4 separate regions of the Homo sapiens genome follow, and all the other regions are linked to region 3. The links are chromatin contacts, found by Hi-C or POLR2A ChIA-PET in ENCODE. All regions are on one chromosome and are shown on one strand. Each heading gives the region's core, a stretch centred on a gene start or an enhancer-like site at or near the end of the contact. The rest is flanking DNA. Distances are from core to core; before and after follow the strand shown.

What was found. Hi-C counts contacts between places; a loop is a spot of excess contacts on that map. ChIA-PET counts read pairs that join two places held with the same protein, here RNA polymerase II (POLR2A). Pooled maps may share reads with other maps.
Region 1: a pooled map shows a loop between it and region 3 (4-fold over the local background). The contact joins the promoter of GALK1 here to the promoter of GRB2 in region 3. A Hi-C loop is called at or near these places in 2 of 168 maps with a recorded cell type or tissue (ascending aorta and dorsolateral prefrontal cortex), 1 of 37 single-sample maps with no recorded cell type and 5 of 50 pooled maps. POLR2A ChIA-PET finds 5 or more read pairs at or near these places in 5 of 52 experiments (HEK293, HEK293T, K562 and 2 more).
Region 2: a pooled map shows a loop between it and region 3 (3-fold over the local background). The contact joins the enhancer-like site here to the promoter of GRB2 in region 3. A Hi-C loop is called at or near these places in 1 of 50 pooled maps. POLR2A ChIA-PET finds 5 or more read pairs at or near these places in 3 of 52 experiments (WTC11, activated B cell and activated T-cell).
Region 4: a loop to region 3 is called in a pooled map, with 3 times the contacts of the local background. The contact joins the promoter of UNC13D here to the promoter of GRB2 in region 3. A Hi-C loop is called at or near these places in 6 of 50 pooled maps. POLR2A ChIA-PET finds 5 or more read pairs at or near these places in 4 of 52 experiments (CD4-positive, alpha-beta T cell, GM10248, MCF 10A and 1 more).

What each region holds. Positions count from the first base shown.
Region 1 is chr17:75,763,885-75,770,428 of GRCh38, forward strand. GALK1 (galactokinase 1) reads right to left here and starts at 1,308. Exons shown (of 8, transcript NM_000154.2): 1 at 1,088-1,308; 2 at 13-202. The coding sequence starts at 1,252. RefSeq lists enhancers at 323-532, 563-792 and silencers at 903-1,052, 1,283-1,472.
Region 2 is chr17:75,685,266-75,692,072 of GRCh38, forward strand. All of the region lies in intron 3 of SAP30BP (SAP30 binding protein), which reads left to right. Among named protein-coding and RNA genes, the nearest start is that of SAP30BP-AS1, 3.9 kb to the left of the region's middle. RefSeq lists enhancers at 2,870-3,371, 3,372-3,871. Within about 2 kb of position 3,111, at least 14 of the 41 ENCODE cell types and tissues checked have a DNase peak (open chromatin) inside an H3K27ac peak, as active enhancers do.
Region 3 is chr17:75,400,838-75,407,324 of GRCh38, forward strand. It overlaps GRB2 (growth factor receptor bound protein 2), which reads right to left and starts at 4,841. Exons shown (of 6, transcript NM_002086.5): 1 at 4,652-4,841. It overlaps MIR3678 (microRNA 3678), which reads left to right and starts at 5,232; the gene lies at 5,232-5,325. RefSeq lists a silencer at 4,899-5,078.
Region 4 is chr17:75,843,154-75,849,340 of GRCh38, forward strand. UNC13D (unc-13 homolog D) reads right to left here and starts at 1,251. Exons shown (of 32, transcript NM_199242.3): 1 at 1,068-1,251; 2 at 331-366; 3 at 6-113. The coding sequence starts at 1,184. WBP2 (WW domain binding protein 2) reads right to left here. Exons shown (of 8, transcript NM_012478.4): 4 at 5,417-5,509; 5 at 4,643-4,777; 6 at 4,334-4,456; 7 at 3,755-3,831; 8 at 2,546-3,634. The coding sequence ends at 3,581. RefSeq lists silencers at 521-580, 1,431-1,490, 1,501-1,660 and enhancers at 768-1,472, 1,891-1,970, 2,101-2,190.

The sequences.
Region 1 (6,544 bases), core at 58-2,557, 360 kb after region 3:
TGGGCCCCATACCTGGGTAGTACTGAATCACTCCCTTGACATAGTTGGCCCACCGAGGAGTCCCAGGCTCCAGCGAGCGCTGGGCTGTGGGCAGTGGAAACTGCAGCCGCTGGGGCTCATCGGCACCCTCAGAGGTGGTGAGGAGAGACACCAGCCCATCCTTGCGGGGGCTGCCCACCAGCACCGTCATGAGCTCCAGAGCCTGGCAGGAGAGACAAGCAGTACGTGAGGCTTCCGCCAGCTGGAGTAAGCCTCTCCAATGACACTGCCTCCAGCCGAGGTTCTGATGCCTCCACAGTCATCAGGTTCTGAACCTCCAGGTTCAGCGTCGCAGGGAAGATCCTGAGGGCCAGCTGACCTTGGGGGCTTGAGCCCTGCCCCCTTAGGTCTTCAGGGGCGGGGCGGCTGCAGCTGGAGCACAGACCTGGACTCTGCCCTGAGCTGTGGGGCAAGGGGGAGAGCTAGCCCAAAGGGAAAACAGATCACTGGAGCTCCAAAGCCTTTACATTTTGGGGTGGCTCTGGACATCCTGTACCTGTGCACTCCCCAAGCTGCAGATGGGGCGGAAAGCGCCCCCCGCTGAAAGCTGGGAGTCCTCACTCCCAAGTCGCAGCCCCGCCAAGAACCTGCTGTGTGACCTCCAGCAGTTCACTGGGCCTCTCTAGGCCTCAGTTTCCTCCTCTGTAAATTGAACGGGCTGGGCCAGAAGGCTACGTTCGCCCAGGTCTGCGGTTGGGGCCCCACGGTGGCCGGAGGCGCGGAGTGTCCCCTTCTGCGTGGCACACAGGGCCTCACAGTTTAAGGGGAACATGCTCCCAGGTTGAAGGCGAGGAGCCCCAGCCCCCAGAGGGCGGGCTTGAGCCAAGAGGCGGCCGCGCACCCTCTCCCGGCCACTTCCTCGCTTCCTCCCTTCCAACGTGGGGAACAGCCTGTCCCGGGGACTCTTCCGTGCACCGGTGCTCCAGGCGCAGCTGCCCGCCCCACATCTCCCGCGGGAAGAACTCGCCCCCAGCGTCCCCGAGGCCCGCCCTCCTCGGCGGCCGGGACAGGCGGCGGCGGGCTAGGGGCTCCCCGTGCAGCCCCTCACCATAGGCAGCACCAGGCCCTGGTTGTAGTCCGTGTGTTCCCCGATGAGGTTGACGCGGCCCGGCGCTGACACGGCCAGCTCGGGCTCGGCCCCGAACTCCTCCCGGAAGGCTCGCCGGGCCTCGGCCAGCAGCTCCGCGACCTGGGGCTGTCTCAAAGCAGCCATGACGCGCGCCTGCAGCTCTGCACAGCTGCTCCGGCACAGCCCCGTCGGCGCGGGATGCTCGGGCGGGGCCCCGCGCGGGGGTGCGCACATTCCCGCCAGCCCCGCCCCGCGCCCGGACGCCCCGCCCCCAGACCTCAGCCGGTTCCGCCCCCACCCGCAACTCCCGTGGGAATCCAGCTGCTGGGTGGTGGGTGGCAGGGGCTAATGGTGCCGGGTGGGATACAGCGCCCCCGATGGTGTCCTTCCCTCTGGACTTCGGGAAGAACCAATGAGCACTCACTAGAGTGAGAATAGCCCTGAGTGGCACTTGGCATGACCAGGATTTCTGAGCTGCCCTTCCCTGGCGCTGGTGACTTTCTATGTGCCTCACCACCCACCACCACCCACACAGCCAGAGCAATGGAGCTGGCACCCGGTTGACCTGGGATTCCCAAAGGGATCCCCTAGGTCCCCAGGGCCAGCAGCTGTGAGAGGTCATCAGCCTCTGATCACCGGTCTCCAAGAGGGTGACCTGACACTCACTGTAAGTAGAGATAAAGACAGACAAGTTTGGGCCGGGCGCAGTGGCTCACGCCTGTAATCCCAGCACTTTGGGAGGCCGAGGTGTGCAGATCACCTGAGGTCGGGAGTTGGAGACCAGCCTGACCAACATGGAGAAACCCCATCTCTACTAAAAAATACAAAATTAGCTGGGCATGGTGGCTCATGCCTGTAATCCCAGCTACTCGGGAGGCTGAGGCAGGAGAATCACTTGAACCTGGGAGGCGGAGGTTTCGGTGAGCTGAGATCACACCATTGCACTCCAGCCTGGGCAACAAGAGCAAAACTCTGTCTCAAAAAAAAAAAAGACAAGTTTGGTGGTGACCAGAGAGTCAATTTTACAAGCTCCTTTTCTAGGTAATACGCAACAGCTCCTAGCAATGGAGAATTGGACTAGGGTGGCGGTGGCCAGCAGTGGGCCCAGCCCCTCCCTTAAGGACCTGCCACAGCTGTCCAGGTAGGTTGTGCTGTTGGCCCCAGCAGGCACTACTTCAGCCCAGAAGCCCTTGTCTCAGAGGCGTGGCCTTGTTCCCAGTCAGGCACTCTTCTCTTGCTATCCTGCATCCTAAACCTGCTGGCCGGCCCCAACTGCTGCCTTGATACCTGTCCACAGCTGCCCACCCTACATGGAACCTTGAAACTGAAAGACTGAAATGTAAGCAGCTTGCTTGGGGTTAGGGTGGGAGTAGTGTGGGGAGTTATGGCCAGGGATTTAGCTTGGGGCCTGCTCAGGGGTGTGCCCAAAGAGTGGGGAACTGCATTCCAAGGGCAATTCTGAAAACTCTTAGAAGAAAACATAGGGGTACAGTTTTGTGACATTGGTTAGGAAATGTTTATTTGGTTTCTGTTTTTGAGACGGAGTTTCGCTCTCGTTGTCCAAGCTGGAGTGCAATGGCGTGATCTCAGCTTACTGCAACCTCTGCCTCCCGGGTTCAAGCGATTCTCCTGCCTCAGCCTCCGGAGTAGCTGGGATTACAGGCACGTGCCACCATGCCCGGCTAATTTTTTGTATTTTTAGTGGAGACTGGGGTTTCACCAGGTTAGCCAGGCTGGTCTCAAACTCCTGACCTCAGGTGATCCACCCACCTTGGCCTCCCAAAGTGCTGGGATTACAGGCGTTAGCCACCACACCTAGTCATGTTTTTTTATTTTTATTTATTTACGTATTTATTTATTTTAGACAGATCTTGCTCTGTTACCCAGGCTGGAGTGCAGTGGCGCGATCTTGGCTCACTGCAACCTCCGCCTCCCAGGTTCAAGCGATTCTCCTGCCTCAGCCTCCCCAGTAACTGGGATTACAGGCACCCTCCACCATGCCTGGATAATTTTTGTAAAAGCAGGGTTTCACCATGTTGGCCAGGCTGCTCTTGAACTCCTGACCTCAAGTGATTTGCCTGCCTCAGCCTCCCAAAGTGCTGGGATACAGGTGTGAGCCAATGCGGCCAGGCAATGGTTTTTTAGATATGACATCAAAAGCACAAGTGACAACAGAAAAATAAACTGTACTTCATCAAAGTGAAATATTTTTCTGCAACAAAGAACTGTCACGCGTGTCCGTGTGAACAGACCACCAAACAGGCTTTGTGTGAGCAACAAGGCTGTTTATTTCACCTGGGTGCAGGCGGGCTGAGTCTGAAAAGAGTAAGCAAAGGGTGGTGGGATTATCATTAGTTCTTATAGGTTTTGGGATAGGTGGTGGAGTTAGGAGCAATGTTTTGCGGGCAGGGATGGATCTCACAAAGTACATTCTCAAGGGTGGGGAGAATTACAAAGAACCTTCTTAAGGGTGGGGGAGATTACAAAGTACATTGATCAGTTAGGTTGGGGCAGGAACAAATCACAGTGGTGGAATGTCATCAGTTAAGGCTATTTTCACTTCTTTTGTGGATATTCAGTTGCTTCAGGCCATCTGGATGTATACGTGCAGGTCACGGGGGCTATGATGGCTTAGCTTGGGCTCAGAGGCCTGACAAGAACATTGTCAAGAAAGTGAAAAGACAACTCACAGAATGGAAGAAAGTACTTGCAAATCATGTATATCTCAGGGGCTTGGAGTTTGAGACCAACTTGGGCAACGTGGGAAGACCTCACTGCTACAAAAAAAAAAAAAAAAATTAGCCAGGTTGGGTGGCACACACCTGTGGTCCCAGCTACTCAGAAGGTGAGAGACCCTGTGTCAAAGAAGAAAAAAAAAAAGCAAAAGATTTCAAGAGACATTTTTCCAAATAATATAAATACAAATGGCCAATAAGCACATGAAAAGATGCTCAAATGTCAGATGTGGTGGTTCATGCCTGTGATCCCAGACTTTGGGAGACCGAGGTAGGCGGATCACTTGAGAGCAGGAGTTCAAGACCAGACCAGCCTGGCCAACATGGTGAAACCCCATCTCTACTGAAAACACAAAAATTAGCCAGGCATGGTGGCGCACATGTGTAATGCCAGCTTACTCGGGAGGCTGAGACACAAGAATCACTTGAACCCGGGGGGTGGAGTTTGCAGTGAACCGAGATCTCGTCACTGCACTCCAGCCTAGGTGACATAGTGAGACTTGGTCTCGGGAAAAAAAAACAAGTGATGTATCTATACAATAGAAATATTAATCCATAAAAAGAAATGAAGTACTGATACGTGTAACAACATGGATGGAGCCTTCAAGAAAAAAATTAGCTGGGCGTGGTGGCGGGCACCTGTAGTCCCAGCTACTCGGGAGGCTGAGGCAGGAGAATGGCGTGAACCTGGGAGGCGGAGCTTGCAGTGAGCAGAGATCGTGCCACTGCACTCCAGCCCAGGTGACAGCGCAAAACTCCGTCTCAAAAAAAAAAAAAAAAGAATGAACTTTGAAAATATTATGGTGAGTGAAGGAAGCCAGTCACACAAGACCACCTGTTGTATATCCAGAATCGGCAAATCTCTACAGATGGAAAGTTAATTAGCGGTTGCTTAGGCCTGAGGGAATAGCAGGGTCAGAGCCAAAGGATGGCAGGTTTCTCTGTGGTAAGGAAAATGTTCTAAAATGGACTGTGGTGATGGTTGCACATGCCTGTGAATATCCTAAACTGTTGAATTTTATGTTTTAAATGGGTGAATTATATGGTATGTATTATATCTCAATAAAGCTGTTAAGAAAAGAATGGGGCCCAGGTGTGGTGGCTCACGCCTGTAATCCCAACACTGGGAGGCTGAGGTGGGCAAATCGCTTGAGACCAGGAGTTCAAGACCAGCCTGGGCAACAAAGGGAGACCTCATCTCTCCAAAAAAATCAAAAATTAGCCGGGCACGGTGGCTCATGCATGTAATCCCAGCACTTTGGGAGGCCGAGGCGGGTGGATCACTTGAGGTCAGGAGTTCAAGACCAGCCCGGCCAACATAGTGAAACCCCATCTTTACTAAAAAATAGAAAAATTAGCCCGGTGTGGTGGTACAAGCCTGTAATCCCAGCTACTCAGGAGACTGAGGCAGGAGAATCGCTTGAACCCAGGGGGCGGAGGTTGCGGTGAGCCGAGATCACACCACTGCATTCCAGCCTGGACAACAGACTGAGACTCCGTCTCAAAAAAAAAAAAAAAATCAAAAATTAGTCAGGCTTGGTGGTGTGTGCCTGTGGTCCCGACTACTTGGGAGGCTGAGGCAGGAGGATCACCTGAGCCCAGAGGTTGAAGGTGCAGTGAGCCGAGATCACGCCACTGCACTCCAGCCCAAGCAATTCCAGATGTCATCGGATGACCTGCTCCTTTTGAGCACACTTCAGTAAAGCATTTTTTGGCACAGCCAACACCAAACAAATCATACCATGAGTGGCCCTTGGGCTGGTTGAAATGGAATGAAACTCACAAACCATACCTCCCTACAAGGGCCCATTCTATCAGGGCAGAGGTGAGCGAAGCAGCCCCTTCTCTGCATGCCTTTTACTCACCTCACCTCTGACACCCAACAGTGCTGAGCCCTCATCTCCACTCTTCCTATTATATGATCTCAGGTAAATGAAGTGACCTTTCTGGGCCTCAGTTTCTTATGTGTAAAATGGGGCTAGAGATTGCTCCCAGACATGCTGTTGTAAAAGGAACTGAATGAGATCATCTTCATAAAGTGCCCAGCCCAGCAGCTGGCACTTGGTACGCACAGAATAAATGTTTGCTATTCTTATCAGTTGTCCATTAATTCAACAGGCATTATGGTACTCTCCTATATGCAATTGGCCAGAAAGATAAATGCCTCAGGCTCTCACGGTCTGATTGGGAGGCAGACAGTCACAAATCTGACCCCCTCTGTCTGCGATAAATGTTGAGTAGAGCTTTCTGAATAGGAGAAGAGAGAGCAGGGATTCTGACCAGTTAGAAGTCCACACCCTTATCTTTATTTCCATTGATTCATTTTAATTGACAACGTGACTTTTTTTTTTTTTTTTGAGATGGAGTCTCGCTCTGTCGCCAGGCTGGAGTGTAGTGGCACAATCTCAGCTCACTGCAACCTCTGCCTACCAGGTTCAAGCAATTCTCCTGCTTCAGCCTCCCAAGTAGCTGGGATTACAGGCACGTGCCACTATGCCCAGCTAATTTTTTGAATTTTTAGTAGGGACAGGGTTTCACCGTGTTGGCCAGGCTGGTCTCACACTCCTGACCTCAGGTGATCCGTCTGCCTTGGCCTCCCAAAGTGCTAGGATTATAGGCGTGAGCCACCTCAGCTGGCCAACATGACCATTTGACCCATCTTCATCCTTTGTGTTGTTTTAGTTTTTCTTTTTTTTTCTTT
Region 2 (6,807 bases), core at 1,861-4,360, 280 kb after region 3:
GAGGACTGCCTGTCCTTAGGGATCCAGCACTTCCGACCTTCGTTCTGTATTTTCATCCATGTCTCCTGAAATGCTGCTGTGTGATTTCTGGGTTCAATAGGATTTTGCTCATTTCTATTCCTAACTTTGGAGTTAGGTAAATATTTTCTGGGCTGTGCTTCAAAGATGCTTGCCTTCTTTTTGGCCCTCTAAGTAACTCAGTCCCCTTCCTACCGGTGTCGATGATGACCAGTTTGCATTTCTGTCACCCTGACTTTCAGGGACTGCGAGTATATTTGCCTGAGATGTTGATGTAACTAACTCCTCAGCTTGTCGGCCAGCCTCTCAGATGGAATGCTTTTGTAATTTGGTAGCCATGTAGAGTTGTGTGCCTTCCAGACTTGCATTCTCAACCTCACAAAGCTGTCTCTTTTGTCCTTGTCTGTCTCCAGGCTCCCCCCAACCCCCCAAATATATCAACCTAAAGCACAGAGATACTGTTCTTGTGGGAAGCCTTGAAGGGAAAAAGCCTGTCCTGGCCTCACCACCAAGAGCTTGACTCAGATCCTTGGTGTGAGGCAAACTCTGGACCTAGATACACCCGTTCCTGACACTCTGGGGATAAGACAAAAAGGGAATGGCCCTCTCTGACCATCTTCTGTAACTTTCAAGAAACCAAAAATCTTGAAGTGTCTTGAATCAAATGTAGATTGTACTTGGAATAGTCGGATAACAAAAGTCCCCCTTGGAAATAGCTCCCTGCATTTACATTGAAGTCTAGTTGGTTGTAACATGTTCCATGTAACAACATCAGGAGCCGTGCTGAGTCACGTGGGCTTTGTAAATTTAGCCAGATTTTTCAAATAGAGAAACTGTTTCCCTTCCTCCTCCCTACCTTGTCTTCAGTCTACAAGGCCAATTCTATAGCCGGCTTAATAAGTCTTGGCAAACTCCTGTTTCACCCATTCCTATAGAAACCTTCTGTGGTTGGGGCCGGGCGCAGTGGCTCACGCCTGTAATCTCAGCACTTTGGGAGGCTGAGGCAGGCAGATCACGAGGTCAGGAGATCGAGACCATCCTGGCTAACGAGGTGAAACCCCGTCTCTACTAAAAATACAAAAATTAGCCAGGCGTGGTGGCGGGCGCCTATAGTCCCAGCTACTCTGGAGGTTGAGGAAGGAGAATGGCGTGAACCCTGGAGGCGGAGCTTGCAGTGAGCCGAGATTGCGCCACTGCACTCCAGCCTGGGCAACAGAGCGGGACTCCATCTCAGGAAAAAGAAAAAAAAAAAGAAAGAAAAAAAGAAACCTTCTGTGGTTGGGAGCAGAGCCTTCCCATCAGCAAGTGGTCTAAGCAAAGGCAACCCCAGCGTGTCCCAGAGGGCCCCACCAACTTCCGCCCATTTTTCTGATAAATTGAGTGTTTCCATTCCCAGGCAGGCAGTGTGCCCACGGCAGTGGCTCAGTCCTGGCCGACAGGATACAACTAAAGGAAATGTGCTAGCAATGGGCTTTCTCCAGGGCTCTCCAGTGGGGGTGGCTGGCATCTGGCCTCTGGGGTGGGATGTTCCCATGCAGCATTGGGTTTGGAGGCTTTGCTGAGCTGTTGACAGCTCTCACTCCTAGCCCCCAACCATGTCTCTGTCAAACCAACATCATTTTATTCTGGAACTTGGAGGTATTTTATAAAGGTAATCCAGCATTGTTGCTTTCTTGGCAACCTGAAGTGACTCACATTGATCTCAGAAAACCTTGTTTTGACTATTACTTTGATGCCTCCACAAGAGGGTTTCTGGAGGATGGCATAGCAGTTGTTCTGAAGCAGCTGTATTGCCTGATGGTTAAGAGCACAGTTTCATGGGACTGTTGTGAAAAATGAGATTCTTAATTGAAGAGCTTAGCATAATACCTAAACTTATTCCCCTAGATTGAGTTTTCATATTTTATCCTCAATGCTTGGCCCATTGCTTGGTGTATAAATCATGCTCAATAAATTATCTGTGGAAAAAATAAATGAATTAACTATACAGTAATTATTTTTGTCTTAGGATTTAGGAGCATTAGGCCCAGTGTTCGGAAAGAGGATGCAGGGCCAGATGTGGTGGCTCACACCTGTAATCCCAGCATTTTGGGAGGCTGTGGCAGGAGGATTGCTTGAGCCTACGAGTTCAAGAGCAGCCTGGGCAACATAGTGAGACCCCATCTCTACAAAAAATTTAAAAATTAGCCAGCCATGGTGGTGCATGCCTGTAATCCCAGCTACTTGGGAGGCTGAGGCAAGAGAATTGCTTGAGCCCAGGAGGTCAAGGCTGCAATGAGCTATGATTGCGCCAGTGTACTCCAGCCTGTGTGACAGAGTGAGACCCTGTCTCAGGAAAAAAAAAAAAAAAAAGATGATGCAGAAAGATGAACAAAGAATTGGGTTTGAAATTTTTTTGTAATTCAGCGTTGGTGTCCCCTCCCCACCTTCTCCTGCCCCTTGGCAGACTTTTATTGCAAGCCTAGCCCTTTTGTTAGCTGCTCTTCTGCTGCCTGTCCGTCTGACATTTCTAGTGAATCTACACATGAAACTCACTGTGGAGTTGACCAGGCTGGGAGTCTGAAGTTAAAACATAACAGCTGAAGGTAGGTGTGGAACCTAAACTTGACAGAAGACAAACTGACAGTGTTTGGGGTGTGTGTGTGTGTGTGTGTGTGTGTGTGTGTGTGTGTGAGAGAGACAGAGAGAGGTCAGTGCTTGAGCACCTTCTGTGGACCAGGCTGACTATTAGACTTGGTGATTTTTGTGAGTACACAGAGTAGAGTAGTTTGTCTTCATCGGCCAGGTGAGCATGAGGGTAGAGGAAGGCTTCCCTGGGCTGGGCTGAGGCCTACACGGGGCTTTCTAGGCAGGAGTGGGGAGAAGGTGATTTCAGGGAGCAGGCATTGCAAAGATCCTGGGTGCAGAAAGGGGAGGAAGAGGCTGAAATGGGCAGCAGGGAATCCTCAAGGCTCGTGGGCCACAGTGAGGATCTGTTTTTAAGGAGCTATTGTGCTCGTGAAGTGAGATCTCATCAGGCCATGGGCTGTCCCAGGTCTGAGAGAATAAAGGTTTGAAAGGAGTCATTTTACTAATCTGCCTCCCTAGCTGCCACGTACTTGTAAGATGCAAGATTACATTGCCCAACAGGAAACCCCCAGTCTGTAGCATTCTTGCCTGTGGCCTCGGGGCTGGCTGCCCTGTGCCCCTGTTCAGAGTGCTTTCTCTGTGCCCGCTACTCCCGAAGCTGGAAAGAAAACATGACGTTTAGATTTGGTGGGATCTAGATGCTGGCGGCTGCCTTTGTGGAACTCAAGTTTGACACTGGAGCTTTGTGGGGCCGGTTCCAGGAAGGATTGAGGAAGCATTGTTGGCTGTAAATAAACCTCCATTCTCTTACTCAGGACTTGGTACTTCTCTGCTGAGTAAATCCTCCCAGCTCAAATGGCAGCTTGTCCAGTTTCGTGGGTCTATATTGTTGTTACTTCCTTCCTGCGCTCCAGTCAGCTTCATCAATGGCTGGACTTTTGTATTCTCTGCAGGAGGAACCATATTCCAGGTTCTGTAATTCTTGAGAACCAGGCCCCTGCCACTGACCTACAGTTGCATCTTCCAAGTCTCAGTCACAGTTGGTTAAGAAACCAAATTGGCAGGTTGAGATCACTATTCTTCTCCAGGGACAGCGCCCAGTGTGCCGCAGCCGCCTCCTGCTCTGGTTGTTGGGCCTTTAGTCTCAGGTGGGGTCTGGGTGGATGAGGGGTGCAGGCAGAGGAGGAGACCTCGGCTCAGATTGGTGTCCTCCACCAGCTCAGCGTTTAAACCATACTTCCTCTTTCCTCCTTTCTGTTTTCTAACTTGGCTTTTGTTTTTGTCTTTTCGTTTTTCCTTGTATCTTTTTTTTTTTTTTTTGGAGACAATCTTGCTCTTTCAGGCTGGAGTGCAGTGGCGCAATCTCGGCTCACTGCAACCTCCACCTCTCAAGTAGCTGGGATTACAGGCATGCACCACCATGCCCGGCTAATTTTTGTATTTTTAGTGGAGAGGAGGTTTTACCATGTTGTCCAGGCTGGTCCCAAACTCCTGGCCTCAAGTGATCTGCGCACCTCAGCCTCCCAACTCCCCCAGCCTGTTTTTCCTTGTGTCTTGATTGGAATTGAATGAGGGGGCTGAAGAGGTGGGCCTAGTCTTTTCTCCCAGGAGCAGCCTTCCTTTCCTAGGTGAGGTGCTTTGTTTTCACCTTCCTTAGGAACTGGGTGAAAAGCCCTCAGCCTGTTCTGGCTGTGTGTTGTTGCTCATGTCTCTGGGCTGCGGGTTCCATGCCCTCTGGCTGATGTAGACAGATGCCTGGTGACTAGACATCCAGGATGAGCTCATTACTTTAACCAACTGAGAATTTCTACCTGAAGGCCAGTGGGTGGATTCATACGAGTCAAGACAGGTGTTTCCTGTGCATTTCAAAACGCTGCTGGCGGGGAAGAGATGAACAGTGCTTTCTTGTTGCTTTTTGCTTGTATCCTCACAGCCCTTCTTTCCGCTTCCTGCCTCTTTAAGGGCATAGTGAGAATCTCCCCCAGAGCAGGTGGTTTAACACCAGTGCCTTGAACGACTGGCAGTTTAATAATCGAGCCTTTCTTCCGTCTCCTTAATTCTGTCATTTAAAATATTTCAGTGGGCGAGAGGTGACTTCTATCAATTAAAAGATTTCAATGGGAGGGAGGTGAGGAATGAAAAATTACCTACCGGGTACAGTGTTCACTTTCTGGGTGATGGGTACACTGGGAGCCCAAACCTTACTTATCATTACACAATAATATATCCATGTAACAGACCTGCACATATACCACCAAATCTAAAATAAAATACTTTTTTTTAAATTATAAAATAAATCGTTCATCACATGTTTTTTCTGACACATGGCTGGCTTCCATGATAACTGTCATGGGTGCTTGGTCCATTTTTCATACTAAATACCTCCTATCTGAGACATGACTGGTAAGAGGGCATCTCTTTAGGCCTGTCCTCCCTGTGGTGGAGGTCGTTATAGAGGCATATCATTACTGTTTGAATAGAGGTCACTTTTATTGGATGAAACTTGATTCAGTGGATGGTTGTGTGTAAATGGTACTAAAAAGCAGCTCTGGGGTATTTCAGGGTCTCCCTGTGTCACCCAGGCTGGAGTGCAGTGGCATGATCATAGCTCACTGCAGCTTTGACCTCCCAGACTCAGGTGATCTCTCCTCAGCCTCCCAAGTAGCTAGGACTACAGGCTGGTCTCAAACTCCTGGACTCAAGCAGTCAGGCCCACCTCAGCCTCTCAAAGTGCTGGGATTACAGGCGTGAGCCACTGCGCCTGACCAAGCGAGCACTTTAGGATCCAGAGAACTTAGGTTGTTGTCTTTCTTCTTTAGGAGAAGCTCGGCACAGTGACAGAGGCACCCAGGGCTCAGCAAGCTCATGGCCCAGCTTGTTGGACTCAGAGGGCAGAAGAATCACATTCTAAACATGATAAGGTATAGCCAGCAGGAGGCAGATTCCCAGATTGATTCTCCAGAGCCTTGTAGGTCCCAAGGGTGCCTATGACACCAATGGGAATCTGAACCAACACAGACAGCACAGTCTTCTTAGGAGACCCTAGTGCAGCAGCGCTGGCCTCCTCCTGAGCGTGCACGCTTATATGGCTTCTGAGCTGGCCAGGCTACTTCATGCATTTGGTTTAATGGGTCCTCGTAAGGCAGGAGAATCTTCTTGAACTTGGAGTTGGGTCTGTGGTCCATTGGTCAGTACTTTGTTCAGAGGCACTGAGGGTGGGAAGGCTCATGGAGCTGGATTCTGCTGCTGGGAAGCTGGGTGGGCCTTGTTTGTGGGCCTCAGGTTCAGGACTGAATGAGAGTCCTCTTGTTGCGAGTTGAGGGTGTACTCTGGGCATGCCATGCCCTTTTTTTGTACTAAGAGGGTAGAAAAGCAAAGACCAGACTAGTTGGCAAATTGGAACCCAACTACCCAGTTTATTTATTTCTTAGGCGTAGAAGGAATAATTTAGGGGGAACTGAAGAGCCAACCTAAAGGAAAAAAATAAAATAAAGGGATAAAATACTTCCTGTGATTTTGCCCCATCATCTCTTTTCTTCCAGAGACGTGACTCAACAACCTCAGCTGAGCCTGGCAGCACACACACCCCACACTCCTTTCCATCTCCAGGTTCACAAAAGCCACAAGAAGCCACGGGGAGGCTCCTGGCCTCTTACTTTACCTAAGGAGGCCCTGAAGTGGCAAGTGTGTTTCCCCTTGAAGAGCCATTGCATGTTTGGTGACTAACTTCCTGTGGCTTTGGGGTAGACATGGTAGACTCCTTGTGTGGGGATTGGGCCTCTGCAGTTGAGTCCATGAGAAGGGGTGGGTGTGGTATGGTGCGGAGCCTTGGGGAAGGGTGAGTGGGGGCTGGAGGGAGAGTTAACGAATGGTCAGTCCCTGTATGATCAGCCAGCTGGCGGGTGAGGGAGGAGCTGATGTTTTCCTACAATCAGCACCCAGAAAGCTGTTCTCTAGAGGGAAAATGTGAGGGCATTTTACAGTCCCATGTATTGTTACTAACACTCTTGAACACTGGTTTCCTGAGAGTCACTGCTACAAAGGGATTGTTGGTCCCCTGAGAGACTGGCAGTCTCTATAGGGCTGCTGATTTATGACTGCGGCAGTCTCTATAGAGCCGCTGATTTATGACTGCAACCTGAAGTTGGTGTGGCAGTCCTCCAGGCGCGCCTCCCTGCCTGCTCCCAGCCTCCTCTTTGCCCACCTGATTGGCAGGGGGCA
Region 3 (6,487 bases), core at 3,591-6,090:
CCCAGATTTATCTCACTGAAACAATGAGACAAAATACAATGTGCAACATACACATATACACCCACACCCTTGATCAATATCCATGAGCTTGTGTATGGAGTATCTACATAAATACCAGGATATATCAATTTTTTTTTTTTTTTGAGACGGAGTCTTGCTCTGTCGCCCAGGCTAGAGTGCAGTGGTATGATCTCTGCTCAAAGCAACCTCCACCTCCCGGGTTCAAGCCATTCTCCTCAAATTTTTAAAGCTGCAGAAAAATTATAGTTTATCCTATTTCTGTAAGGCAAAATAATACATCAGTATGTGCTTAAAAAAAAAGGCTAGGCCGGGCGCAGTGGCTCACGCCTGTAATCCCAGCACTTTGGGAGGCCGAGGCGGGTGGATCACGAGGTCAGGAGATCGAGACCATCCTGGCTAACAAGGTGAAACCCCGTCTCTACTAAAAATACAAAAAATTAGCCGGGCGCGGTGGCGGGCGCCTGTAGTCCCAGCTACTCGGGAGGCTGAGGCAGGAGAATGGCGTGAACCCGGGAAGCGGAGCTTGCAGTGAGCCGAGATTGCGCCACTGCAGTCCGCAGTCCGGCCTGGGCGACAGAGCGAGACTCCGTCTCAAAAAAAAAAAAAAAAAAAAAAGGCTAACAATGGTTATCTCTGCTAGCGAGATCACAGAACACTTTTACTTTCTGCATGATACACCTCAATTGTATTTTCATTATTTTTACAATAGGCATGTGTTACTTTTGTAGTTACAACACAAACCAAAAAGCTTACTGACGCTCTGGAGTTAGACTTGGATTCAAATGTCACTTTCCACTTACTAATGAGGGGACACTGGAGAAGTAACTTATACTCTGTAATCCCTAGTATCCCTTAACTGGAAAATGGGAATAATAACAGCCAACTACCTTATAAAGTCATTTTGATAATTAAAAGAGATAATGGTTGTAAAATGCTTGGCAGAAGTCTCTGGCTCTCTCCAAAAGACTGAGCTAACTAATTATCCACTATAGTGTGGGCTGTGATGATTTTATTATTATAATGTAGTATAAGCCAGAGACCTTAACTAGTATTTTCAGTCTCTTTTCAAATACTAGCCTACATGTTCTAAGAGTAAATGTGGAGCTTCCATCTGCATAGGCAGATATCCTGATGAAACCATCATCAGTTGAAAATATTGTTACATGGAAATGCATTTTAATACACCTAACCTACCAAACACCACAGCTTAGCCTAGCCTACCTTACCTTAAATGTGCTCCAAACACATTAGCCTACAGTTAAGCAAAATCATCTAACACAAAGCCCATTTTATAACAAAGTGATGAATATCTCCTGTAATTTACTGACTATGGTACTGAGAGTGAAAAACAAAACAGTTATATGGGTACTGGAAGTATAGTTTTTACTGAGCGCTATTGCTTTCACACCACTGTAAAGCTGAAAAATCTTTCGTCTGAGTCTACAGACTCAGAAGAATTCTCTGGTAGGCAAATTAATGACCCTATTAAGTATAAATTTCAAGTTAAATCACTCCACATCACAGTATTAAGAATGCTAAAAAATTTACACATGTAAAAATGAATCATGCTTATAGTCACTCATTCCATTAGGCTATTCTAAATACTGACTTTGTGTATACACAGAAAAATGTAATTTTAAGTTGAATTACTTAAAGCCACACAGCAGTCTTATTATTTATGGCTGCATTTGGTAACAACAGTTTTGATCCTTAGACCATCTGTATCAAAATCCACCCATTCAGAGACTGATTCACTGTGGGGTACATCCTGGAGTTCTACCAGAACCTAATTTTAAAAAGATCTCCCAGTGATTTTTATGGATACTAAATTTTAAATAACTGCTATACCATAAGGATGCCTTAACCAGATTTTAAAATTTGCATTCCAGATAATGCACTACAATGTCCTTGCATGAAATGAAAATAATGCATATTGGCCGGGCGCGGTGGCTCACGCCTGTAATCCCAGCACTTTGGGAGGCTGAGGTGAGTGGATCACCTGAAGTCGGGAGTTCCAGACCAGCCTGACCAACATGGAGAAACCCTGTCTCTACTAAAAATACACAATTAGCCAGGCGTGGTGGTGCATGCCTGTGATCCCAGCTACTAGCGAGGCTGAGGCAGAAGAATTGCCCGAACCCAGGAGGTGGAAGTTGTGGTGACCTGAGATCGTGCCACTGCACTCTAGCCTGGGCAACAAGAGCGAGAATCTGTCTCAAAAAAAAAAAAAAAGGAAAAAGAAAATAATGCGTATTCACTTGGCACAACTAGGAAAAAGGCAACTTTGACCAAAAAAAATATATATATATATAAATATATATATATATACAGACTCTCAAAAGCCATTCAGTAATGGTGGAGAGTTCCTCTGAATTAAGCAAGTATTAATTTCTCTCCGGAGGGCATGGTGACTCTCTATTCTGTATTACTTCATTTCTCCAAAATCCATTCCTCTTCTGTTGTATGTGTAACAATTAGAACTCTGATGGACAACATGCAACATGATAACAGCAATTACTGAGAAGAATCTCTAAGTACCATCAACCAGTAGTATTTAAAACCCAGCAAGCCTCTCAAATCTGAATAACTTGCTGACGAAGTAAAGTGCCTCAAACATTTAAACGTTTGAGTTCAGGCCGGGCGCAGTGGCTCATGTCTGTAATCCCAAGGCTGAGATGGGCAGATCACTTGAGGTCAGGAATTCGAGACCAGCCTGGCCAACATGGTGAAACTCTGTCTTTACAAAAATACAAAAATTAGCCAGGTGTGGTGGTGAGCACCTGTAATCCCAGCTACTCGGGAGTGCGAGGCAGGAGAATCGCTTAAACCCAGGAGGTGGAAGCTGCAGTGAGCCGAGATCGCACCACTGCACTCCAGCCTGGGCGACAGAGCGAGACTCCGTCTCAAAAAAATAAAATAAATAAATAAATGCTTGTGTTTAGTAGAAGAAAGCTGATTATAAGAATTAACTCTGGCCGGGCGCGGTGGCTCACGCCTGTAATCCCAACACTTTGGGAGGCCAAGGCGGGTGGATTACCTGAGGTCAAGAGTTCAAGACCAACCTGGGCAACACAGTGAAACCCCATCTCTACTAAAAATACAAAATTCGCTGGACATGGTGGTGGGCGCCTGTGATCCCAGCTACTCGGGAGGCTGAGGCAGGAGAATCGCTTGAACCCAGGAGGCAGAGTTGCAGTGAGCCCATATAGCACCATTGCACTCCAGCCTGGGCAAAAAGAGCAAAACTCTGCCTAAAAAAAAAAAGTCACTGAGCTGACCCAATCTTCCTATTATAAAGACATACTAGAAGAAAACATAAGCAGGCACAGAAGCATAATCTTAAAAGAAAAAGAGTAAAAGACAAAAATAATACAAGCAAACCACACTTGCGACCTAGTGGCAGGACTGATTTCTTAGGGATGAATTCAATCTTTTGAGCCTCCCCGTTCTCAGAGAGGGGACTTCAGCCTCCCACGGCTCTCTAGCAACCCTTCTGGCTGACTGCAGGGAACGCAGGGGACGCGCAAAAGTAAAGGAACGAAAGCAAGGAAAGAGAGTCTCTTCCCGAGGAAAAAGACGGAATCTTGAAATGAGAGAAAACGAACAGCACGAAAGGGAAGAAACCTCGAAAAATTACGCCAGAGTGGGGACTACAAGGAGGAAGGGGAAGTACATTAGAAAAAAAGGGGGGGGTGGGGGGAGGAAGGGGCAAATGACTTGCATTACACAAGCATTTCGTGTCCCTAGTGGAAAGGACAGAAGCAGATAGAGAAGGAAGGAAATAACTGGAGAAAGAGGAGTAAGAAAGCCAAAATAGACTAATGCTAATTTCTCTCATGTGTCTGACATTTCGGAAAGTCAACAGCATCAAAAAGAGACAGACCTCAAGTGCACTTCAGTCCCCTGCAAACTGCACTTTCACAGCGTTTGAAGCCAGCCTTGAAAAACTTTCTAAACAAGCCATAACTCATGTGTGGCTTACAATCATAGAGAGGGCGCGCTGCAAATGAAAATTACCAGCGCCCGCTCTCGCCGCAATCCTTCCTCGGTGCAGTCCAACCTGCTACTGCTGAATTTTTCTTGACAAATATTTTTCAAATAGTTTTTTTTTTTAAGTGTCAGAATAAAGGTATCTCCCCCGGCTCCAGCAGCAAACGTTCCACCCCAAAGTGGATTCCCGCACAAAATTAAGCCCAAAGACGCCAGGAGATGGTGACGTGGTTGCCGTGCAGGTCGAAGGCACATCAATCACCACAGCTGCAGCCCACACCAGTCCCCCGCCGCCAGGCTCGGGTAGACTGACTCGGTCGGCGTTCGGCCCGCCTGGGCTTCCCGGGCCCCTTCCGTGCAAACCCTCCCGATGAAGGCAGGGGACCTCGCCAGAGAACCCCGACCTCTTCCCCCGGACTGCCCAGAGCCAAGAGCCGGAGGAGGACGGTCCCCAGGAAGGAAGCGCCCCAAAAGGGGAAACGTAGAGTCCGGAGCCCCGGGGATTGCGCTCCACGTCCCAAGCCTCGCCGCCCCGACGCGAACCCCGGGGCCGGTCCCGGTTCCCCCGGGGCCCACTCCCGCTGTAGAGCCAAGAGGAAAAGGCACGAGAGAGGCGCCGAGCGCAGCCTCCCGTACTCACCGTGGCGCAGCTGCTCCGCTCAGCGTCCGGCCCGCCCCTCCACAACGCTGCGAGCGGCCGGCGACCCCAAGGCTGCTCTGCGAGGGCAGCGCTTGCTCCCGCCGCCGTCACCGCCACAGGCACAGACTCTGCCACAGCCGCCGCCGCCGCTGCCGCCGCCCGGTCGCCGAAGCAGCAATACCTCCTGGCTTCCGCTCCCCGTCGGTGTCCCGCGAGAACTTCTCCACGAGGCCCCGCCCCGCCCCCGCGAGACTTCCCCCGGCGGAAAAGGCCCAGAGCGCAAGCGCTCCTCCTCAGCCGGGCCCCTGCGGGTAGGGAACCAGCTAGGTGTCAGGGCGCATGCGCCAGACCTCCCCGCAGCAGGTGGCCTCCGCACGGCTCCGCCCCCGGGTCGCCGTAACCCTCTCGGTGCCAGAGCGGGTAAATGACAGCTTAGCCCTGAAGGACTCTTCCCCCGTCTAATCACTTTATTTTCCTCTTCTACCAAACCTAGGCAGTTGGATGGGTAGGGGCTTGGGGGAGGAAGAGATCTTCCAGAATGAAGCACTCCAAATAGAGGACCAGGTCTTAAAATATTTGAGAATCCGGTCCGTACAAACTCTGCTGTGTTGAATGATTGGTGAGTTTGTTTGCTCATTGATTGAATCACTGCAGAGTTTGTACGGACCGGATTCTCCAATATAGGCCGAACACTGTGCTGGGGATAGAACAGAAATCTTGGCCCTTAAGGAATTCACGGTCTAGGAAGTAGAAGAAAAATAAACAAATAATGCCATAAGTACTGTTATAATTATTTGGAGTTTGCTGAGGAAGCTAAAAAAATGGAGGGGGTACTGCTACACTGCCCATTGCAGAAGAGCCTTCACAGATGTGATGCGGCGATGTCTGATCTGAGTCTTGGAGGATGAGTAGGAATTTGCCAGGCAGAGAAGCCAGAGTAAGGGCATTTCAGGGAAAGGGAATGGCACGTAAGTACAGAGGCTAAGTACAGAGGAACGGAGGCGTGAGAGAGAAAGTCGTGTTCTGTGCAGTGCTAAGTAGTTCAATTCCTGTATGAGGCCGGTGAGTACGGGGGAGTGGCAGAAGATGAGGCTTGGAGAAATAATTCTTATTTTTCAGTTCCCAAAGCTCTTCCAATTAAAGGATAGAACACAACACACCTAGCGTTACTGTGCCTTCTGGAAGCCAACAAAATAGCGCTGAGGTGAGAATAACCAAGCATCTGATTCTATAGAGAAAAGAAGCCCATTGAAACACAGAAAATGAATTGTGCTTTCACCAAGTATTTATTGAGCATCACCTGTGTGCAAGGGGCTCTGCAGGGTCAAAGACCAACCAGATGAAGCCCCTGCTTTCAGTGCTTTGTAATCTAGAGTTGCCTAATCTGTAAGACAAGCAGTTGGCCCCAAGTGCCACTGAACTACACATAGGGATGGCTGAGGAGGGAGCCAGTACTTGGTGCTGAGCTAATCAAGAAGGATTTGGTTTGAACGGCAAAGTGAAAGCAGGGAGGAAAGAGGAAAGAGTAATGGAATCAGCCTTTTGTTTTTTTTTTTTTTTTTTTTTTTTGAGACGGAGTTTTGCTCTTGTTGCCCAGGCTGGAGTGCAATGGTGCGCGATCTTGGCTCACCGCAAGCTCCGCCTCCCGGGTTCAAGGGATTCTCCTGCCTCAGCCTCCCGAGTAGCTGGGATTACAGGCATGTGCCACCACACCCAGCTAATTTTGTATTTCTAGTAGAGATGGGGTTTCTCCATGTTGGTCAGGCTGGTCTCAAACTCCTGACCTCAGGTGATCCGCCCACCTTGGCCTCCCAAAGTGCTGGGATTACAGGCGTG
Region 4 (6,187 bases), core at 1-2,500, 440 kb after region 3:
CTCACCTCCTGCAGGTATCGCAGCAGCTCAGAGGCCTCCGTCACATGGTTGGGCTCAGGATGACCCAGGCGGTGCAAGACAGTGTAGAGTGCGTCCTCGTAGAGCAGGGCCCGCTAAGACACACGGGGTCACCTTGGGGACCCCACCAGCCACCCCTGGCACCAACACCTCTCGCCATGGGCAGGACAAGGGCGGCTTGTGCAGCGGAGGGAGTTGAGACCCAGGAGTCCCCTCCCCACCGCAAGTTGCTTGCTGCCATCAGCGTCGGCCGGCAGGAGGACACACAGCCGCCCTCCCCACCTCTCTGCACCCCAGCACTCTGACTCTTACCTGCTCGGGGGAGAAGTGGTGGGATGGAGGCTGGATCTGCAGAGCAAGGTGGAAAGGCAGTGTCCCGGGAGGCCCAGAGCAGGCTCAGATGGACAGGAATGGCTCCTCTGAGGCCTGATCCAGGCCAAGGGTATGGGGGCCCCAGCACCCCGGCCTCCAGCCCCAGTGATGCCCCGCACCTGTTCCCCCAGCAGGCCTCCTGGAGGTCCGTCCCTGGGCCCGCCGTGGCTGAGGTCCATGGGTGCCCAGCAGCGCGAGCCCTCCGCACCCGCACCCCACCTCCCTCCCTTCCCCAGAGGAAACAGCTCTGCTTATCAGTGGCGGCTGCTCCTCACCCAGCAGCGGAAGTGAGGCTCGGCAGCGGAGGTGAGGGGGGTGCCACGTCGGCCTGGGGGTCTGCTGCTCCCCGAACAGCTCACCCCACAGCAGGGACACCCCCACCTAATGGAGTCGGCTCTTCTGAAGCTGGAGGAGTAGGGGATGGGGTCAGGCCAACCGGGAGGGAGGGGTTCTGAGAGCCTCAGACCACAGGGCCTGAGGCCCACAGTGGCCCAGAGTCCATCTGGCAGCCCCTGCTCTGCTGGCCCAGGGGGCTCTCCCCAGGGTGGAGTAGGCAGGGGAGGGTCGCTGGTCCCCAGTCCCAGCCTTCGAGAGGTGGGGCCAGACAGCAGGGCACCCGTACCCGAGACCACAGTGCTCCCCAAGGCCAGCTCTCTCCCCAGTGAGGTCACTCCTACCTCCGGGGCCATTTGGGGCGGGGGATCCTGTAGATCTCTGACTCTGCGGCGCCTTATCTTGATGGCCTGGCGCAAGAAGGGAGGGCGCTGCTGCGGATGGGAGAGGAGTGTCGCCATGGTGGCCTTCTCTGCCCTTCCCTGTCCGCTGGTGCTGGGTGAAGACAGCGAAGCCACAGGATTATGCAAAGAGCCTGGGGCTGCCACCCTCTGTCAGGGGAAGTTTTAGGGAGGGTGGCTGGGAGGGACGGAAGGGTGAGGGTTTCACCGCTTCGGAGAGGCAGTCTCCCAGGCCCCCTGCACCTTCCCCAGCTGGGATCCCTACAGGACCCTCCTCTGGCTGGAGCAGAAGGTGGACCCCGTGGGCAGGCCTGGCCCCGCCCCACCCTCCTACAGAGGCCCTGGGAAGGGGACAACGCTCTCAGCAGGGGGCGGGGGGGCCCAGAACAGGCGGGCAGCATCCTGCCCCATCCATGTGCTGTGCCCAGGCTGGGCTGAACCCTGAGAGAAGCTGACCTGGGCCCGGGGGGGTTCTCACCCCACTTCCTCGAGTGCGTCCAGACGTGGGGCGGGGCGGGGTGGGGTGGGGTGTGGTGGCGCCCAGGGTGGGGGCTCCCAAGAGGCGTCTCCCTGGAGGACAGCCAGTTGCTCAGCCTGCCTGGCCCCACAGGTGACATTCCTTGGAGATGACGGGGCCAAGCTGTGCTGGGCAGGGACAGCCCTGTGCCCCTGCCCCCACCTTGGCAGTCAGGACAGTGCTCCCTTCAGACACCCTTGAAGGGGGCTTAGCCAAGTCCCAGAGAGCTCTGGGCCAGGCTGGCCAGGAGGAGGAGGCAGAGGGGCTGCTGCCCGATCTCTCCTGAGGACAGACTTGGCTCCCGGGGGACAGGAAAATGCGCCTCAGCATGGGGCTTTCCTAGAGCTCTGTGGCCTGCCCACCCTGTGCCCAGTGCTGGGCTGGGGGACTTGCGGGCGTGTGGGCCTGGTCACGGCCTTTGGCCATTTCCCACCCTCCTGTCCCTTCAAGTTCACAGCAGGGCACGTGACGTGGGTGGTGGCAAGCCGGCTTGGCTACCTCAGTGTCCCTGTCACAGGTCCTGACGTGCTCCAGGGCTGACTCGGCCTCCTCCCTCCAGCAACCAGGACTTAGGCCAGGGCTGCCATTCCTCGAGGAGCCAGCAGGGGACAAGGTGGCAGCCCCAACTCCTCCCTTCAAGGCCAACTCTGGGCCACATCCACCTCTGTCCCAGCCAGGCCCTGGGGACTCAGTGGGGGAGGGACACAGCTGCTGAGCGACAACCGTTAAGAACCAGCTCCAGAGGCCAGAGCTGTCTTGGGGACCAGACAGGCTGGCTGGGCCGTGAGAATGGGGATCCTCCCATGGGAGGGAACCGTCCCAGAAGTCTCCAGGGCCCTCAGCGGCCAGACGGCTCTCCTTCCGGAAGAGACCCCCGGGTCACCACACGCAGAGCCAGAAAGGGTCCAGTTATTTCATTTTTACTATTTCACATTTTCAGCAAACAAATCGAGGTGCAAACAGGGTTTATTTCACATTAATATATTAACTGGATTTTTTGTCAAATAAATAGGGAATTCTCTTTAAATAACCATCTCCTCACTTCATGGCCAGTCCAGGGACAAACAAGAGTGAATGTTAGCGCATCCAGGGGCACAAAGCTTAAGGGGAAGAAGCAGGCTGGGGGGCTGGTGGCAGGTCCCGGCCAGCACACAGGGTCAGGGGCCCTTGTTCCCGGCCCCACCCAGCAGCCACCAAGTGGACAGACATGCATTCTCTGGTTCCAGTCAGGAAGCTCCTTCTAGAAGGAAGTGAGAGGTGAGGGAAAGCAAATTCCAGAAACACCAGCAAAAGGCAGAAGGGCTTCCTCCCAGCCTCGGCGGCCCTGCCCCGACGCCACCCAAGCCCTGGAAGCTCATTTTACAGCTTCAAAAGTCACACAGGGTGGCAACAACATGACCCAGGACAGGGAAGGGAAGGAAGGGTGGCGGGGGCTGCAGCTGGACCCTGGCTGAGTGGAATGCGGGCGCGGTGGCCTTCTGAGACCAGCACAGACCAGCAGAGGGAATGTGAGCAGGGTCTGGCAGGGCCCGGGAAGACACCTGGCTGGTCTGAAGTGGCTCATGAGGCTGAGTGTAGCAGTGGGTGCCAGACTGAGGGAGCTGGACTGCGGTGGAGGAGGTGGCCAGAGAGTCCCTTCGAGGGGAGAAGCTGAGAGTGAAACAGGAACAGGGGATGCTCCGTGCTCCCAGAAGAGCCCCAGACGGTGAGGGAGGTACGCTGGGCAGCACTGTGGGCTCCGGGCTGGCATGGGAAGCTGGGCGGCACCTCTCCCGAGGCCGGGGGCCCTAATGTCCCACAATGCTAGTTCCTGGTAATTGTTTATGATCAGACCTGGAGGGAGAACAAGGCGCCCCCTCCCCTCCCCAAGCCCCAGCACAGCCCCGATGGGAGGGGTAGGGTAGAGAGATGAGGGTGGGAGGCAGGGAGGCAGGAGGGCCTACTGGGTCTTCTTATCTTCCGGTGGGTAGTAGGGAGGTGGCGGCGGCTGGCTCTAAAGAAGGGAGAAAGGAGAGACTTGCATTAGAAGGTTTAAAACATGGTGCGGTCATCCCCCTGCGGCTCCCAGCATCTGCGGCTGTGGGGCTGCACCGGCACTGCCAAGCCCTCTCACCGTGGGCATGTAGACGTTGTGAGGATTGCCTGGGTTGTAATAGGCGCTGGCGGCTGCTTCTGCGGCCTTGGCTTCGGCTGTGAGAGCAAACACACCTGGTGTCGGTGACAAGTTCTCCTCCCCCTGAGCTCAGCTAAGAGACCCCGGGCCCCCATGGCTCGGGGCAGCTGGTGCTGGGGGTCCAGTTCCACCAATGAGAGCAGCAGGTGAGGTTTCCTGAGCACATGCCACGCGCTGGCACGGTCCTTTCCAGGCCCATCGCATGTCTCACCTCATCTAATCCTTGAGCCAATGCCCCAGGTGCCACTGTGACCGACCAGCTGAGTGTAGATGAGAGGATCGAGAGGCACACAGGGTGACCTTCCCCGCCCAGGGCACATGGATAGCTAAGGGATGGGGGTGGGGCCAGAATCTAGCTCCGCTCCACCAGGCCACAGCCCTGCTGGGCCCCTGGGGTAGTCCAGGGGTCATCCATCATCTGCGGCTCTCAGCAGTCTCTGGCCATTCTGAGGCTCTCTGTGCGACATCGGGGAGGAGAGGGCTGGTCCCGAAGGGCTGCCAGCACCCAAGGGCCCTCACCTGCAGGAGTGGAGGGGACATCGGGGCCGCTGACCGGAGGTTCCATGGGCCCAGGGTAGGGCGGTGGTGGGGGCTGCACGTATCCCATGGCCCCGTCCATCATGGGGGGTCCTGGATAGAACTCTGCTCGGTGAGAGAGTAACAAGGACATGGTGAGCACCCGGCTGCGGCCCCCTCCCGGGTGAGGGGGGCCTCTCCAGCTCCTTCGTTGGTCCTGAAGCAGCTCAAGGAATAAAGTCTCCCTGGCCTGGGGGGAGCCTGGGTAGGTGGGCTCATGAGGGGAGTGGGGGCAGCAAAGGACACACTCACCAGGTGGGGGCGGTGGATAGGGGTAGCCAGGAGGGCAGGGGTACATTCCATTGGCGACTGGCGGGGGATAGACATAGGCCCCGCTGGGCATGTAAGAGTAGCCATAGGCTCCACTGGGGACTTCACCTCTGGAGGCTACGAGTACAAGGGGAAAGAGAAATGAGCGTGGCCTGCCTTGGGGCGGGGAGAGGGCAGCCCCGCTGCCTGCAGATGGGAGCTACTGGGTCTCAGGAATGTGCCCCGCAGACATCCTCTGTCCATCCCACTCCACCCTCCACCCATACTCGGGGGGCCACCTTGGTCAGGGATGAGAGAGGACGGGAGAGGTCAGAGCCAGGGGAAGGCAAGGGAGGTCAAGGGCAAGGCTGGAGGGTGGACAGAGGCCGGGAGGGAGGCTCAGGGCTGGGGTAGGAGTGAGCTGGCGGAGGATGTCTGCTGGCCCATCCCTCGGTCATTTTCAATGGCTGCGGAACCGCAGTCGAATGGTTGGTTTAGTGTTTGTTTTATGAGGCCATAGTAAAGTGTCCTTGAGTCCAAACAGCTTTGTCAAAACGTCATCCACCTGCCCCAGGCAGGGAAACGCAGTCTCTGAGGTACAGGACAGAGCTGATGCCAATGACAGCTTTCCTTCCCAACTCCTAGGCCTGGTCAGCCTGGTGCCCAAACACTTACCTCTTGAGTTCTTGAAAAAGCAAAACGAAAAGGAAGCAAACTCATACCAAACCCCTACATGTTTAGTGTGTCTTTAGCCCCTAATCTTCGGAGCCTGGATACCTTGAGATGCCACCTGGAGCATCCGCTGTCCGAACTCAATGGCGCCCCCTGCCGTGAAAGTCAACTTGTAGGAAGCAGAGCCTTCCCAGCCACCTGAAAGGGGAAGGACAGTGAATAAACAGCACAGGAAAAGAAAACTTATGCCCAAAGAGATGGCTGTTTTCCTCTCCAGGACTTCATCCAACGCCCGGGAGGCCTGCGGGGGCTGGGCCTGCACTGTGATGGGGACTTCCTGGTGCCATGGTTTCCAGCCTGCTGCCTGCATAGGAGCCAGCACTGCAGCCTGGCCTGGCCCTGCTGTACTCGCTTCCCCCTTTGGAACAATGGCCTCTCCTTCCTGGAACAAGCCTGTCCTCCCACCCTTGGCCCAATATGTACACGGGTGCCAAGGCCACATCAAGGTTTCTCTCCGCCCCCAGTCAAGCACTCGGCAGCTTCACAGGAACAAGCCCACTCAGCAACAGCCGACCTTAAAATTCAGAGCAGACCTCTCGTCCTAAGGGGGCCCAAGGACAGACTCCGGCCCCTCTAGCCTGGCTTCTGCCCAAAGGGGGACCAAGAGTGTCTCAATAGCAAGGGCGGGCCTGGCTGGGTGTCAAGGGGAAGGCAAGTTCAATGCAGAGGTCTCTGGGGCCTGCCAAAAAGCCAGCCCCAAAGCAGGGTGACTCTGGCTTCCCAGAGGCAGCTGCCTCTTCCTGGCTCTCATGAAAAGGCCCCTCTCAAGAACCTGATGCAGCTCCTTCCTGAGTCTAAAATTTGTATGCGCTCGCC